2 separate regions of the Mus musculus genome follow, and region 1 is linked to region 2. The links are chromatin loops, found by intact Hi-C in ENCODE. Cell type or tissue: left cerebral cortex. All regions are shown on one strand. Each heading gives the region's core, and the rest is flanking DNA. Links, peaks and the distances in the headings are about the cores only.

Evidence for each region. A loop is a pair of places that touch in the nucleus more often than their neighbours do. Peaks named below come from ENCODE experiments on the same cell type or tissue, not always from the same donor. Only the 100,000 strongest peaks of a DNase experiment are listed, where the experiment ranks them.
Region 1: a loop joins it to region 2, with 5 times the contacts of the local background. A loop is called at or near these places in 2 of 42 quality-filtered maps.

Annotation. Positions count from the first base shown.
Region 1 is chr9:31,790,701-31,796,081 of GRCm38, reverse strand. No RefSeq gene overlaps it. Among named protein-coding and RNA genes, the nearest start is that of Gm31497, 110 kb to the left of the region's middle. In left cerebral cortex, for the core only: no CTCF peak of the experiment used is centred there; DNase peaks (open chromatin) are centred at 956 and 2,933.
Region 2 is chr9:31,856,811-31,862,191 of GRCm38, reverse strand. It overlaps Barx2 (BarH-like homeobox 2), which reads left to right. Exons shown (of 4, transcript NM_013800.2): 2 at 3,149-3,461. Among named protein-coding and RNA genes, the nearest start is that of Gm31497, 46 kb to the left of the region's middle. In left cerebral cortex, for the core only: a CTCF peak has its summit at 3,321; DNase peaks (open chromatin) are centred at 3,371, 3,730 and 4,478; H3K4me3 peaks cover 656 bases; H3K27ac peaks cover 170 bases.

The DNA.
Region 1 (5,381 bases), core at 123-5,122, 66 kb after region 2:
TTACAGTGATGTTCAAATCAGTATCTTCAGTCTGGGTCATTATCTTAAGGCAATCTAACTCCATCTGCCAATGAGAAGCCTCTACCTGGAAGTAACTTAGGAATCTCAAGCTTGGGGTCATTTTATTTCCTCCCAAGTCTCACCTTTGACCTTTTCTCCTTTCTCTGCTTTCTGATAAAATGAACTATAATTCATTCATCCACCTTTATCAAGATTGTGAGAATTATCCTTAAATCTTCTCTCATTATTTATGCCTTCATACCCAACTTGGTACCAACTGTTCTTAAAAGTGCTGGTGGGTGAATCCATGCAGGCCCTTGTTGACTTTTGCATGACAACAACCTGTCAAATTATTTCCTGGTCTCTGGTCTCATTTCCTTCTCAGTCATTCTTTACTCTGCCCCTAAAGTAACCTTTTAAAAATACATGTCTAGACGCATAACTCCCAAGCTTAAATAACTTTAAGATTCCTGTTTGCTGAAAGAGAATGTGTAGAGTTTTGTGCGTGGTCCACAAGGCCTTCATGATTTGACTTCCTACTGCTGGGCTTACACACTACTTCTAGTCTTCAAGACTGCTCCACAAACACTAGCCTCAATAAGCTATCTGGAATTTCCTTTATACCCCAGAGTTCCAGGCTTAAGTTGCTTCTGCATATTCTCTTCCAAAGATACTAAATTTGTCTCAACTATCTTTCTGGCTCCAATGTCTCATCAATGATAATTGATGTGTCTATGTCTTCTTCCTCCTTGCCATCAAGACCACATGCTTTTTGAGAGAAAGAACATTTTTTCTCTGTCATCTTAGTTTCTCAAGAATCAATCCTGGTGCCTGAAGATGCTCACCAAATGAATAATGAATGAATGGTTGGAATGAGGTGACAATGATGCTCAGCTAAAAACAAAAGCTGTGTTGATGTAAGATGAGAAACAGTGAATTATTTTGGGCTGGGGTGTGGGAAGAGCTCTGAGAAGAGCCTCCCACACTTACCAGAATATCCCACCCTTCTAAATCCAGTGACTCACAGGACAGAAAGAAGCCTGGGGTGGGGCGGCACACAGGACACACATAGCAGTTTTGATTCTGCTTTTATCAATGAGTTGCTTAAAACAGTGCCTCTCATAAATGATTTCGGGGCTTATTTATTTATTTATTTATTTATTTATATTAGATATTTTCTTTATATACATTTCAAATGCTATCCTGAAAGTTACCTATACCTTCCCTCCGCCCCTGCTGCCCTACCTACCCATTCCCGCTTCTTGGCCCTGGCATTCTCCTGTACTGGGGCATATAAAGTTTGCAATACCATGGGGTCTCTCTTCCCTGTGATGGCTGACTAGGCAATCTTCTGCTACAAATGCAGCTAGAGAGATGAGCTCTGGGGGGGGGGGGTACTGGTTAGTTCATATTGTTGTTCCACCTATAGGGTTGCAGACCCCTTCAGCTCCTTGGGTGCTTTCTCCAGCTTCTCCATTGGGGGCCCTGTGTTCCATCTTATAGATGACTGTGAGCATCCACTTCTGTATTTGCCAGACACTGGCATAACCTCATACGAGACAGCTATAACAGGGTTGGGGGGCCTCTTCTATCAACTATATAGCTAGGGACAGCTCATCTCGATGCTCCATTTTGATCCTCTTGTTTTTCTGTAACTAGTAACAGAACGACAAGGAAGAAATGAACAAGGCTCGGCTGTGAATCACTTGGATGGGAAAAGGATAGAATGTAGAGGACCCAAGGAGAGAGATACTCATTCATACAAGTTTGATTTTTTTTTCCCCTTCAGAAGGCAATGCAGGGGTTGAGGCAAGAGAAAGACACAGATTTAACTGAGAAAAGATGGCTTTAGGAGTAGACCCATGAGCCAGTTTGACCTTTTGTTTTTTCACTGTGCTGGGGATAGAACCAGGGCTTCACCCACACCAGGGAAATATCCCACCACTGAGCAGTACCTGGTTTAAAGTGTTGTGGAAAGGATGGGACAGTAGATCAGGAAAAGATGGCAAAGAGGAAGAGTTTGAAATGATATTGGATGAAAGAATGGCCGTACATTCTTAGAAATCTACTGTTGAGATAGTGACCTTGGGCAGATAAGCAACCCTCTTGGTGCTGGCTTATTGCTTGGCTTGACTTAGTGTGGGTGTGTGTGTGTCTTATTTATAACAAAGCTTTAAAAAGTAGGGGGGGGGGAGTAGGTCTTCTTCACCCCAGTCAGCTCACATGCCTCACAGCAAACGTAGCCTGTCAAGCTTTGCCACTAGCTACCTTCTTTGGGACCATCCTTTCAGACTAATGGCTACAAGAACATTACAGATAAAAGAATATAAGGTGTTCTTTTATACAGATAAAAGAATATAATGATAATCATAGAGAGCCAGGTTATTAAGACTCCATGCCATTATCAAATACAGGTTTCACAATGAGATAAAAGAATAAGATAATCCCAATACTGTAACATCAAGGGAAAATAATACTTAGGAATACTAAAACATTGTTTATGCAAGTCTTCTAGCACAGAATGTTGTAGAGTAGTCACCAGAGAAGACTACTCAGACATGGGTTTATGACAATAGAAAGTCTTTATTAGTCAGGCAGTAACTGTATTAGGTGTTCAGGATTTCAGTGTAGCCCTGAGCCTTTTTCAGGGTGAGCTTTTAAGCACAAAAACCATATCCTAAGTTAACACACTTCAGTTAAAAAGAACAATTGGCCAGAATCAGAATGACAGAAGCCAAAAAGCAAGGTTAGAACATTTGGAGACTTTCCCATAACTTTGATGGATTAGGCCTTTGTTTAGTTTTGGCAGGTGGTGTGGCTTACATGCTCAATTTTACAGCCTGAATGGTACTTCCACCATGGAGTTAGTTATGCCGAAATCTTGGGGCCTACTAAGGTCTGTGGCTCTGTTACATTGATAGAGTCTATCTTTGCCTCTCTGGCACTCTTTTCTTCTTTTCAGTCTCTGTTGAGTCACTATGAGTAATCCACATTTTTTTTTCTTTTTTGAGATCGGTTCTTTTGTATCCCAAACTGGCCTTGAACTCACTATTTAGCCAAGGTTTGCCATGAACTTCTGACCCTCCTGATTCTTCCCCCTTGGTGCTGAGATTAAAGACACGTATTACATGCCTGTTTTTTTCTATTTTTATGGCATCTTGGTAATTCAACCCAGGATTTTGTTCATACCAGGCAGGCATTCACCTAACTGAGCTATGTCCTTCACCCAACATAGACTGAAATATCAAAATTGGTCACTTTCAAAGTATGTCTTTAGAAACCTAAGCCTTGAGTAGATTGGGTAAAGCAAGGTCTTAAATATTGGTAACCAGTCATTCGATGGGCCTCTCTAGTTACAGCTACCTCCATGATACTTCTGGAGCAATGTGTCTCTTTAACTGGTTTGTTCAGAATGAAAGAAGGAGAAATATGCTCATGGAAGGGACCTATCTATGAACACAGGTACAGAAAACTGAGGTGTCTGTGACTTTAAACTCCATGTTTAATATTAACATACATGTACACAATTTCTCTCCAAATTATACTAACTTCTTCCAGCGTTATGGCAGATTTAAAACAGAGATGAAGTTGAACAGCAAAAGGAAAATGAGATGCCCGCATAGTAAAGAATTCAATCACAATTCAAAGCTGGTGATAGAACAGCATCAAACAGCAGGAAGGATATATATATAGAAGATTGGAAGATGGCAGATTCCATCGCCTTGGAGATGCCGCACATACCCTAGGAGCAAAACCAGGGCGAGCTAAGCTTGGGGTGAGCTAAACCCTCCCTAATTGCTCTGAGACTTCAGGTGGGAGCTCTGGTAAGTCTGATTCTCTGGCCAGATTCTTTGCAGGCTCTGCCTGGCGAGGATCATGTCCACCTTGCTCACCTATGTGTGTACCACACAGAAGCTCAGTAATACGTGTTGAATCCGGGTGTTGTGCTGTACTCCTGCAATCTTAGCTACTGAGGGTCCGAGGCAGGAGGATCACAATTTCAGTACTAGCTTAGGATCCACAGAGGGACCCTGTTTTAAATTTCTTTGTTGAACTGCAGAAAATAACGACTGCCTTCCATTTCCCCCTTTATTGGAAAATAATTTTTTCAATATTATGATTTCCTCTTTCTACTCCTCCCAGCTTCTTTCTTCCACCCCTGAATCTAATACCACACCCTTTCTGTCTTTCATTAGAAAACCAGCAGGATTCTACTGGATGATGATAATAATAATAATAGTAATAATACAAAATAAAACAAAAACTAACACATTGGAATTAGACAAAACAGACGGAAGGAAAAGAGCCCAAGAGAAGGCACAGGAAACAGATTCTCATTCCCACACCCAGAAATCCCATAAAAACACTAAACTGGAAGCCATAACATTTAGGCAGAGGCCACTTTTTCTGCCTCCTCCATGGGGTTCCCTGACCCCTGAGTGGAGGGATTGATGGAGACACCCTATTTAGGGCTGGGTGTTCTAAAGTGTCTCGCTCTCAGTGTAATGGGTCTCTGCTTCTGTTCCCATCTGCTGTAGGAAGACGCTTCTCCAATGATGGCTGAGCAAAGTGCTGATCGATGACAATAATGAGAGACACTGTCATCAGAAGTAATTTTATCACTACATTTTCTTCTTTAGAACAGTAGTAATCTAGTTTTACTGTTGGTTCCTGGGCTATTTAGTCTCAGATTCTTGGTCACCCAAGCAGTGCTAGGTATGTGTTTCATCTCGTAGAGTGGGCCTTAAGTCAAATCAGGGATTAGATGGTTATTCCAATAAGCTTTGTGCCATCTTTACCCTAGAACATCTTGCAGGCAAGATACCATTGTGGTAGAACAAAGGGGTGTGGCTGGGTTAGTGTTTATGTTTCTCTTTGGGTAGTATGCAGAGCACTTTCCTGTACCAATGATGCTGGAATGTAGGGGTTAAAGCATTTTGGAGGCACCAGCTTGACATCTCCATGCTTATATTTGGCATGATCTAGAGTCTTCAAGGAGCATGCTAAATGCACATATGGCAGCTGGTACTGCACCTTCTGGATTGGAGTCTTCCAGTGTTGAGGTCTGAGCTTCTGATTTTTAGTACAGATCACAAGCTACAAACAAGTGTTAGGTATAGCTGTAAAAGGAATTAAAACCAAGGAGGAACCAGAGGAAGGAGAAAATATACAACAATGAATATATATGGCTCCAAGTCTAAAATGTATGCCATGGGTCTGGAGAGATGGGTCTGCAGTTAAAAACACTGGCTGCTCTTCAAGGACATTTGGGGTTGATTCTCCGCACCAAGTGGTAGCTCCCAACCTTCTGTAACTCCAGTTCCAGAAGATACTTCCACAGGCACTGTGCTTATGTGGTGCATGGATAAATACCCAGACAA
Region 2 (5,381 bases), core at 324-5,323:
CTCTCCCTCCTCATGACCTCACATGTTGGTATGCCCCAGGCTCAGTCCTCCCATCTCTTCTCTCTTCCACTCACTCGCTGGGTGACCTCATTCAGCTCATAGCTTAAAATGCCACATACACTGGGTGAGTCAAAGCCCCTCCAGTCTCTTGCTCCCCTGAACCTCAGCCTAGGTTACCGAGCTGCCACCTCAACACATCAGAGATGTCTAACAGCTATTTGTCTACCACAGCAGTCTTGGGTTTTCCCACTCACCCTTGCTCTGGAACTGTCTATTAGACCTTTTCGCCTTATCAATGAAGTATACCCAGAATATGATAGCACCCTGGTCACAGATGTTGTCTCTAGGGCCTGGGGTTTGGCCTCTACTCCTCACTGGCTTTGTACTCTCCCCACCTGCTTCTGAGGCTGTTCTCCACAGTGGCCATAAAAATAATAGAAGAAAAAGCATTTTACATGTCCACCATCAACATGTGCCAAGTCGCTGACAGAAATTCCAAGATGAGTCCTACCGTCCATGTGCACAGAGATTTGTGTGTCACCACGTCCACTGCGGTCTTGTTCACAGTAGTGGAAGGAGGACACAATCTACATACTTATTAACACAGCAATGAGCTGGGTTATATCTGCAGTGTGGTCATTAATAACTGGATCTTGCCTCTGATCAGCAGAATCTCGTAGATGGCTTTTCATCATTCTGAATGACATCTCTTTATGACCTGACCCCAGCAGGTCTCTCTGAACTTTTCTACCCTTCTCACCTCAGGCATTTACTAGTCCTTGAGTCAAAGCTTGTTGCCCTGAAAGGGATTGCACATGCTGGCTCTGGGCCTCCAGGTGCTCAGTAGCCCTGCGTCTTCTTGAGACTATCACACTGAGATTCACTTATCCTCTGAAAGGCCACCTTTCCTCAGAGGTCTCCACACACCTGCTCTACCTTCTCTCTTTGCCCTAGCTTTCTCTGGAGAGCTCACCACTGCCTGTCACTATATGACTTACCTCCTCTTCTGAAACATGAGCGTCGACGAAGGTGGAACTTGCTTGTAACCCAAGCTTCCAGAGCACATGGCCCATAGTCCGTGCTCAGAGATCAATACCAGTAGATTCCTTTCTATTCTATTTTACTTCTGCCTTTCCCTAGAGGTTGTTATTTTTATTCGTGAAATAAATAACTTTTTGGATTTCTAAAAAAGCATTTGTAAACATGGTCACACAGCTTTTCTGACTACACAAGCCTCATACTGTGTTTTTCTCACTTACTATATATTTGGATAGTTAGTTGATCCATTCATCTATGTATTTATCAGGTTATATCGCTAGACCACACTGCAGATATAGCTCATTGCCGTGTTAATAAGTATGTAGATTGTGTCCCCTTTCCACTACTGTGAACAAGACCGCAGTGGACGTGGTGACACACAAACCTCTGTGCACATGGACGGTAGAACTCATCTTGGAATTTCTGTCAGCGACTTGGCACATGTTGACAATGGGCATGTAAAATGCTTTTTCTTCTATTTTTAAAAAATCTTTTTATACTGCCAGCAACAGTAGATGAGTTCCTATCTCCCCCCCCCCAATCTTTGCCAGAACAACATATACAGGAGGATGTGACAGGTGCTGGGAACCAAACTCAGGTCCCCCAAAAGAGCAGAAGTGTGCTTAACCCCTGAGCCATTGGGCCAGTCCAGATTATTATTTTTTTCTTAAAATGAATACACAACACAAACCCTCAAGTGTTAGAGTTGGCTTTAGGTTTCCTGGAAGTTGTTGCACTCGGTGATTTATTATTTCTTAACAACTTTGTGGTTTCTACTGGGCCTCGCTAGAGTGTTCTCAAAGAACAGGAAGAGTTATCTGTTTTAATGACTGGGCCTGGCATCCAGAACACAGGCACAGGAATGAATACAAAGAGCAATGCCAAGCCAGATGAGATTGGGTTCACAAGCAGCACCTGGGGGCTTCTATGATGTAGTTGGTTTCAGCCCAGGACAAGTGTGAATGTTGGTTGGCTCTTGCTTGCTCTGCCTTTGTGGCTGCTGGCAGGCCATGCAATGAGGTTCAAAGGGCAGCCCCCCCAGCGTTCTCTGGTTTCATCAGCTGTTGAATGTGGGCCGAGAGACACTTTGCTGTAGCATCAGTATGTCAGAATTTGAAGAGTTCTGAGAAGTTAGCTAGTCTTATTATCTAGATGAAAAAAACTGAGACCAGAGAGACAGAGACACTTTAAACCTCAACCTATAAACAGTAACAGACAGTGGTCTTTTAAAATGTGCACTTATAGACTTAGATTGTTAGCTGCAAAAGCCCTTTTTGCTTTAACTTTCCTAAGAAGCAGAGTAAAAACCATTTATATGTTCCTGAACCCGGTGCACCCTACAACCTGCCCATGGCAGACATTGTTAATCAACCACAGAAAGCTCCAACCCAGCCTGAGAACCCTCTTTAAACAGTGCTTCTGGCAGGTAACTAGTCATAATTGAGCCAGGTTTTTATGTGAATTAAACATCTGTTTGTCCTTCCCTCGTAAACGTGTGACTCATGACCCAGTGCTAAGAGCCCTGGACGTTAAGCCAGGAGATTGTGGTTTTGACCCCTCAATTTGCTTTTCCTGGTTATGTTGTATTAGGCAAGTCATTTAACTTTCCTGGGACTAGCTTCCCTGAAATGAGGGAGTCAACTGGGATAATCATTAAGCGCCCTCCTTCTCTGAACATCCTTATGAGTTAAGGCATAGAGATATTGAGTCTGTGATTTTCATAGTTATAAGAAGGAAATTTGCATGTTACAGATCTGTTATTGGAATTCAGATGTCCATGATTCTAGCCTTTCTTGACTGCTGTTCACTAAATCCAGAATTTAGGCAATCACAGTGGTAAGGGGAGTTACTTAAATGGGGAGACTTACAAGAAGCCATTTTGGGCTAAGTGGGGTACAAATGGCCTCATGCCCAAGCTGGAGCTAGGCTTAGTGTAGCCAGCTCACCCTGCAGTTCAGGATCTTGAGTCACTTTTTCTTGATTTTGTTTACTCCTTCTGATGTGCAAGAGACCCTGCATTCATTCCCGTCTTAGCAAGGGGTTCTCTTTGGGCTCCTTGTCCCTGATCTCTCCGGACCGTGCAGTGACTTGACTCTTGTTTGCTTCCCAGGTTCCCCTTCCCTACGGGCATATCCTCTCCTGTCTGTGATCACCCGGCAGCCCACAGTCATCTCCCACCTGGTTCCCACCGGCTCGGGACTCACCCCAGTGTTAACTCGCCATCCAGTCGCCGCTGCGGAGGCGGCGGCTGCTGCTGCTGAGACCCCTGGTGGTGAGGCGTTAGCCAGCAGCGAGTCAGAGACAGAACAGCCCACGCCCAGGCAGAAGAAACCACGCAGAAGTCGCACCATCTTCACCGAGCTGCAGCTCATGGGCCTAGAGAAGAAATTCCAGAAGCAGAAGTATTTGTCTACCCCAGACAGGTGAGCCCCGTAGCGCTCTGTAGGTACCACCCGGAGAAGAGTTCTGTGCCCTATGGGTTGTGGATTCGCAAAGAGCACGTGCAGTGCTGGGTTACACTCGGGTCCAGATTTTATTCCTTTGCTGAAGTCCTGTCAACTTTGTGTTAGAAGAGGCAGCCCACCTGAATCTATCCCATCAGTCCACAGTGCCTGAATGGATGCTCTCTCCTCCATCTCGCCTGTGTTTCTGATTAAACCTCTTCAGAATACCAAGCAAAGGCAACTCACATTCTCTGTCTGGAAGCTGGCTTGGTTCTTAAAGCCCCAGACATCGCACGCAGTGGGTCTCGACCTGTGATTTTAGCCTTTCCTTGTCCTCTTGAATACCTGGCTGACTTGTATGGTGGCCTGGCTCTGGCCAGAAAGGCCTGGATTGATCTAGGTCAGGAGGTTTCTGAGACCTTAGTGGATTTGATCAGGATTAAAGCAGAGCCACTTGGCAGAGATCACTTAAAAACTGGAGGGAAGTCTCCTCTTTAACTCTTTGTAATTCATGGTTGGAATGATTGTTTCTCTAGAGGTCCTCTGTCTTTAATTTAGTGTCTTAATTACAAAATATGTCTGTTCCTTTATCTTACCCTGAGGTGGCTGAGCTCAGAGATGAGCCTACTTATTGGAAAACATTTCCAGATCTTTAAAATTATTATTGTTATTATTATTGCTAAGTGCTTTGTCCTGATTAGGTTGACCCCAGTCCTATGAAAGAGAACAGTAAACACCTGCAATTGAATGGCTGAAGCTATTTAGTAGTTGCTTAGGAAACAAACAGGAAGTGAAAGCACAATCTCCAAGTTTCCTCTTCTTCCTGTCAGGGAGAACTTGTCCAGTTGCTCCACAAGTCAGCTGCTTGCTGAGGACCTCTTGGGTGCTCCAATGTGACAGGGTACAGGGTGACAGAGAATACTCTGTAGTAAAACAGAGCCCTGCTTTAAAGGACATCATGGGTGTGGGGGTAGGGAGAGTGAGCCAGCTGTGGTGCCATATGTTGCCATAGAAACCGAAAGACATTGCTGAGCATGGCAGGAAAGCCTTTAAGAAGACTTTTGCTTCCAGAAGAGAGAGCATACTACATAGAGGAGACATCCCTGAAAGGCACAGACTCTTGTCTCACTTGTTGAAGGAACTACACATATGGGTACTTCTACTTTGGGTGTGGATGGGGGTGGGAAGAACCTTACATGCCTGACTGAGGACCAGGATCTTGCTACCGAGGCAGTCACTGGTCCATAAGATCCATTTTGGAATCACAGCTTCAGTAGCATTGCAACCGATGGATTATAGGCAAGTGAAGCCAGCCATGAAAGAATCTAGGGTTGGCTGTAGGGAATAGAGAGGAGAGCAGGGATGTTCTAAAATGGAAATGGAATGGGAATAACTGACCCTGGATGAGGAAGAAGGGTCCGGAGGTTCCTGAATGAGTCAGGCCCTTAGGGAACAAGGATGCGCTTCATGGAAGCTGAACGGCTGGAGACAGGCTGGGATGGACGAGGCAGAGTGAGCTTTGCTTCAAACATTCACACTGTGGTTCCATTTGGGCAGACGGGTCTGTGAGTTGGGAATTAATACACGTGATCCACGGGTTGCAGGTAACTAAGTTTCATGGACTTGTGTAGCGAGATGTAGCAGCCATCATTCTTAGTCATACTTTTGTGTATCTAAGCGGCTTCAGAAAGTATGGTTAAAAGTTAGGCTTATTTCTCAGAAAACCTGAGAGAGAGAGAGAGAGAGAGAGAGAGAGAGAGAGAGAGAGAGAGAGAGAGAGAGAGGTTAGTTCGTTCTTAATAAATCTATTGGGGCTTCCTAATACTTGCCCAGGCATCTCTCAGGTGACCCACACAGAACTGATTCACTTGCGCAGGGAGGAGGACTCCATCTGGCTGG